2 separate regions of the Homo sapiens genome follow, and region 1 is linked to region 2. Evidence: chromatin contacts called from ENCODE POLR2A ChIA-PET data. All regions are on one chromosome and are shown on one strand. The core of a region is the stretch at or near the end of the contact, and the rest is flanking DNA. Distances in the headings are between cores, read along the strand shown.

Evidence for each region. ChIA-PET counts read pairs that join two places held with the same protein, here RNA polymerase II (POLR2A).
Region 1: POLR2A ChIA-PET joins it to region 2 with 5 read pairs in GM12878. The contact joins the promoter of H4C3 here to the promoter of LINC02828 in region 2. POLR2A ChIA-PET finds 5 or more read pairs at or near these places in 3 of 52 experiments (GM12878, activated CD8-positive, alpha-beta memory T cell and activated T-cell).

What each region holds. Positions count from the first base shown.
Region 1 is chr6:26,102,158-26,105,366 of GRCh38, reverse strand. H4C3 (H4 clustered histone 3) reads right to left here and starts at 1,434. Exons shown (of 1, transcript NM_003542.4): 1 at 1,030-1,434. The coding sequence starts at 1,419. The coding sequence ends at 1,108. RefSeq lists enhancers at 1,072-1,762, 1,787-1,896.
Region 2 is chr6:24,740,715-24,743,818 of GRCh38, reverse strand. It overlaps LINC02828 (long intergenic non-protein coding RNA 2828), which reads right to left and starts at 1,514. Exons shown (of 3, transcript NR_183315.1): 1 at 1,473-1,514. RefSeq lists an enhancer at 205-294.

The sequences.
Region 1 (3,209 bases), core at 185-2,684, 1.4 Mb before region 2:
CCTGGCATACATAAGGTTAAAAACAAAATCAATAAGTTATGGTTCTTCCTCCAGTTCTGGGGATTATTAGACCACTTTTTTGTTTTGTTTTGTTTTGGATGGAGCCTCGCTCTGTCACCCAGGCTAGAGTGCAGTGGCACAATCTCGGTTCACTGCAACCTCTGCCTCCTGGGTTCAAGCAGTTCTCTGGCTCAGCCTCCCACGTAGCTGGGATTACAGGTGCCCGCCACCACGCCCGGCTAATTTTTGTATTTTTAGTAGACGGGGTTTCACCATCTTGGCCAGGCTGGTCTTGAACGCCAGACCTCGTGATCCACCCACCTTGGCCTACCAAACTGCTGGGAATACAGGCGTGAGCCACCGCGCCCGGACTTAGACCACTTTGTTTTGGCCAATAGGACAACAGCCATAGAACCCTCCGCAAATGAGAGCTTGTCCCTAAAGATGCTTTATTTACATAGCTGTGTGCCGCATGAGCCAAAAGGTGATAACCTTTGTTCAACACGCGCCTCCAGCCCTTCGGTTAAGTCCAAAGTACCATTCTTAGAATGCTCTAAAATACATAATTTTTTTTTTTTTTTTTTTTTTTTTTTTTGAGGAGTCTCTCTCTGTCTCCCAGGCTGGAGGGGAGTGGCGCGATCTCGGCTCACTGCAATCTCTGCTTCCGGGCTAGCTGGGCCTACAGGTGCAGACCACCACGCCCGGCTAAGTTTTGTATTTTTTTTGGTAGAGGGGGTTTCACCATTTTGGCCAGGCTGGTCTCGGATTCTTGATCTCAAGTGATACACTAGCTTTGGCCTCCCAAAGTGCTGGGATTACAGTCGTGAGCCACTGCGCCCAGCAAAATGCTTTTTGTGGAGCCAATCACTTTATTAGCGCTTACCTCTCTATGCCTACTTTATGCTTTGAAATTTTGTCACAGTGTGGCCGGTCATGGCAAACACAATTCATTCTTATGCAGGATGTCACGGTTATTTCTGTCATCCAAACTCATTCTCGCAACGCATTTCAGCTCTTTAAACGACTTTGTGAGCGGCCCTGAAAAGGGCCTTTGGGTTTTTTTGTTTTTGTTTTTTGAAGTTCTCAGGAGACCGCGTATTCTTAGATTCAGCCGCCGAAGCCATACAGAGTGCGCCCCTGACGTTTTAGGGCATATACTACATCCATGGCTGTGACAGTTTTGCGCTTGGCGTGCTCCGTATAGGTGACGGCGTCTCGAATAACGTTCTCTAAGAAAACCTTAAGCACACCTCGAGTCTCCTCATAGATAAGACCGGAAATGCGCTTGACGCCACCGCGCCGAGCCAAACGGCGAATAGCCGGTTTTGTAATGCCCTGGATGTTATCCCGGAGCACCTTACGATGGCGCTTAGCACCACCCTTCCCCAAGCCTTTTCCGCCTTTGCCGCGACCAGACATGATTCCTATCGCAGTGGAAGGTATGAACTGAAACAGTTCCTTAAATACAAACTTGGCGGACCTGATTGAAAACAACATGAGTTGGCGCGGTTTTTTTTTTTTTTCAAATTTGGTCACCAAGTGGGTGGAGCAAGAAAAACTGTTTCATTATGGTTCATTGTTTTGATTGGCCAGTGACAGCTTGCTCTTTGTGGGAGTGGAAGGGTGTTTGCAAGTTGAATGCGCTGTATTCCTGTCAGCTTAATGACGCTAAGCATAGCCCCATTCCACATTTCTTTTTATTTCCACTTGCTAACTAATAAATTACGGAATAGTTTATTGGGGAACATACAAATAATGTTTAAAGGAGGTCAGATTTATAGGTCAAGGGATTTACCCTCCCAATCATTTTAATATTTTTATTTAAACCAGGCATTTTGATGGCCTTCTCTGTGCTGGACAAGGTATAAGTTTGGCTATGAAGTTTCACTCCTAAAGACCCTATGTTTTGGGAAGGCAAAAAGGTAGCCAAATAATTGCAAATTAAAACCTCATAAGTGCAAACTTCTTCCTCGTCACTTTCCCTATCTCGATTCAAATATTTGTTGAATGACTCATTTTTCTGCAAAAGTCTGAGAGAGACAGGGAATATAAACTTAAGTCTGGATAATATGTTTTCCCGGGACGCTCTTCCTGGTCTGCTGTGCCTGTTTGCTGTGCCTGAAATTCCAAACACTCTTCCCTTCCCTCCGTTTTTAATCCCCTTTCAACTTGCTACAGCTTTAGAGAAAAGAACATTCGTTTTGTACAGTTGGGGATTAATTGAAGTGTAGGGCTAATACTTGATTAAGGTCATTACAAAATCTACAGGGTCTTCCTCTGGGAGGTTTTTGTGATAAGATTATTGGTGTTAAAATAAGGCTAATCCCCTTGAAAAATAAATAGAATAGCAGAATTGGGTCTGAATGTGGTTTGAAGAAAGGGACTTCTCAATTCAAAATTTTATTCTTAGCTTCCTGCGGGAGCTTTCCAGAATGCCCATAAGATCCACTTTTGTTTAAAAAACAAAAACAACCCCACCCACCACTCTCTGGTTAATAAATGAATTTCTATTGGGAATATTTAGAATGGGGCTGTGGCCTGTGAGAGACATTATATAGTAACCTCAGACTTGCTCACATGAAGAGAAGAAATCCAGGAATGGAGAAAAAAGACCCAGGAAAGGCCAGAATGCTCTACATGTCATATTGTTTGTATCACTTCTGAAATAATTGATTACATTCTTCTGCCCCAAATTGAGTTCTTAGGTTCTTCCACTCACTGTCCACATGCCACAACACAGACCTTATAACTAGAGACTTAGCTAGGAAGAAATGTCAAACATTACAGAGAAAAAATGCAGAGTCTGAGATCATAAGTAAAACTCTGAAATCTCAACATGCCTTTTAATTCATGAAAATAAAAAATATAGCAGCATATGCAATATGACAATTCTCTGAAAACATACATCATGTGAACTACCCTGGAACACATCTCGCCAAGTGCCATCTTCATTTTAACCAGAGGTCTAGGATGCCTTTCCTTTATTTTGCCTATTATATCATTTATAAAACCCCATTTTTATTTTGATATTTTATTTACTTTCTATTTCCTGCTCCTAATATCTCCTTTCTAAACTTTTCTCAATGACAGTGACTCAAAAACAATGAATGTCAGAACAAATATTTAAAGGATCTGTACATGTAGATATATATATTTAAAATGGATTCTTCCACTCTGCGAAGAATTCAGGCATACTCAATCTTATGGTT
Region 2 (3,104 bases), core at 265-2,764:
CCCCACTGCCTTATTTTGTCTGGGGAATGTACCCAGCCCTAGCAGATGAGTCATTATTAGCTAAGCCAGTCATAGCCATTCTGTGTCCTTCTGTCAGCCTTCCTTACATCTAAGAGTAGTCAGTTATATGGCAAAGAGATTTGAGGGGAAGTCTACTACAGGGCTACTGGGAAAGGTAATCTTTCGCCTGATAAGAGTAGCCCCAGAAGGATAAAGACTTTTACCCTGACTACCCTGTTTTCTGCCTTTGAACTGTGATGTTGGGAGCTGTGGCAGCCATTTTGAATTTATGAGTTAACAAGAATAAGGACTGGCAGAGCAGAAGGAAGGAGCCTAAGATCTGCTGACATTGTTGAGCTCCTGAATGAATGCCAGCTACCAAGTTGCAGCATGACTCATATCTTTACTTCCAACTTTCATTTCTTTCTTCAGGCTTATATTACTAAGAGGTCATGACTAATCTCACTTAACGAAGTATTCCTGTCAAAGCTTTTAGCCATTTGCCTTTGCAGACAGTTTAGACATTTTACTTGGAGCAGAGAATAGTTGATTTTGTGCTAAAAGTCTTCCTAGCAGAGACTCTTCCTGGCTTCAGATGATATCAATGACCTTAATGTTCAGCTTGTGGCATAGAATTCCAGAACTCTGGAAACAGCAATGCAACAACAGAAAATGATTCGGGAAAGAGCTTCTTTAAGGTCACACACATGGATTTCGTAAACGGCCCAGATTGTCTTTAGTTCTTTGTTATTTCTTTTGTTTTACAGATGCTTGAGCTTTTGTTAGTGAATAAGTATTACTATTGCTTGGTATCTTTTACCGAATTCGTATGAAATTCTTATGAATTTTTGCCTGTATGAAATTCATAATCTTACCAATGGGTTTTCTTTCTCTCCTCAAGCTTTCCTTCCATTCCCTTACTTCACATTCAATGAATTTCTTGTGTATGCCACTACCAAGTCTCAAGCTCCTACAATTATTCTAATTTCTACTTCTGTGTATTGGTACGCCATCTCTCCACCTTGCCTCCTCCCTCTCTGGGAGTCTTATCCCCCTCCTTTCTAAAATAAATTCATCTAAGGTGTTCCCAACCATCCTAGGCAAACCTTCAGAGGACTTCACTTCTACTTGGTCTTCCTTTATTCTCCCACTTCATTGGTTCCTTCCCCATTTACCTTCAACGCTACAACAGGTCTCCGTGGATAGTCATGCCCAGCCCCCAGCACACTTTCTGTGGGCTACCTAAGCTCTTAAATGGATGGTAAATGCCTTGGGGTTGCATTTGTTCTCTATCCACAATCTCATCTACTGCATACTTGGCAATGCGGTTTCCATCCTCCCAGCAACACTGAAACTGTTTTCTAAAAGGTCAACAAAGACCTCTTTTTAGTTAAATCCATTATTCTTTTCTGGTTTTTCTTTCTCTGTTTCTCTCTACAGCATTAAAAAGAAAAAAAAAAGATTTCTCATACCTCAAATGTTCGGCTTCCTTGGCTTCTGTCCTATTTGCTAGCAGTTCCTTCCCTTTTTATTGCCTTTTATTTCTCTTGCCATTCCTTTGCTACGTATTCCCTTGCTCCCTATTCTCTCTATCCTTTCACTCCAAAGTCACATTATCTTCCCTGTAGCCATTACCTCTGCGGTTAAAAAGGCCTGTTCTGTTTTCTTTTTCTTTTCTTTCTTTCTTTCTTTCTTTTCTTTTTTTTTTTTTTTTTTGAGATGGAGTCTTGCTCTGTTTCCCAGGCTGGAGTGCAGTGGCTCTGTCTCAGCTCACTGCAACCTCTGCCTCCCAGGTTCAAGCAATTCTCCTTCCTCAGCCTCCCGAGTAGCTGGAATTACAGGCATGTGCCACCATGCCTGGCTAATTTTTGTATTTTTAGTAGAGATGGGGTTTTACCATGTTGGCCAGGTGGTCTCGAACTCCTGACTGCAGGTAATCTGCCCTCCTTGGCCTTCCAAAGTGCTGGGATTACAGGCGTGAGCCGCCATATTTCACTGGGGCTGCAATTTTAAATTTTATTTTATGTATATATGTATTTATTTATTTATTTTAATTTTTTATTTTTTGAGACAGAGTCTCACACTGTAGCCCAGGCTGGAGGGCAGTGGTCAGATATCAGCTCACTGCAACCTCTGCCTCCCAGGCTCAAATGATCCTCCCACCTCAGTCTCCTGAGTAGCTGGGATTACAGGCGTGCACCACCACACCAAGCTAATTTTTTTGTATTTTTAGTAGAGATGGGGTTTTGCCATGTTGGCCAAGCTAGTCTTGAACTCCTGACCTAAAGTAATCTGCCTGCCTTGGCCTGCCAAAGTGCTGGGATTACAGCCATGAGCCACCATGCCTGGCCTTATTTACATATTTATTTTTGAGATGAGGTCTCAGTCTGTCACCCAGACTGGAGTGCAGTGCTGCTGTGATAGATAACTGTAGCCTGAAGCTCCTGGGCTCAAGCAATCCTTCTGCCTCAGCTTCCCAAGTAGCTGGGACTACAGATGCAAGCCACCATGCCCAGATAATTTATGAGTTTTTTGTAGAGATGGCATCTCACTATATTGCCCAGGCTGGTCTTGAACTCCTGGGTTCAGGCAAACCTCCCATGGCTGGGCTCTAGGCTTGGCTTTCCAAAGTGCTGGGGTTATAGGCATGAACCACTATGCCTGGCTGGTGCTGCAATTCAAAATCACCTCCCTTCTCAAACTAGCTCCCTTTCCCACTTTCCTGCCTGTGGTCATGGCATGGTCACTTTCTTAGTCACTGTCTTAGTCTGCTCAGGCTGCCATAACAAAACACCACAGACTGGATAGCTAAAACAACAGAAATTTATTTTCTCACAGTTCTCTGGGTCAGAAGTCCAAGATCAAGATTCTGGCAGGTTTGGTTTCTCCTGAACTCTCTCTCCTTGGCTTGCAGATGGCCATCTTCTTGGTGGGTCCTCACATGGCTTTTATTTTATTTTATTTTTTGCACCAGAGGCAGGGTCTCATTCTGCTGCCTCAGACTCCCGAGCTCAAGCAATGCTCCTGCTTTAGCTTCTCAAGTTGTTGGGATTACAGGCATGCACCACTGTACCCAGCAATGGCCTTTCTTTTGTGCATGTATT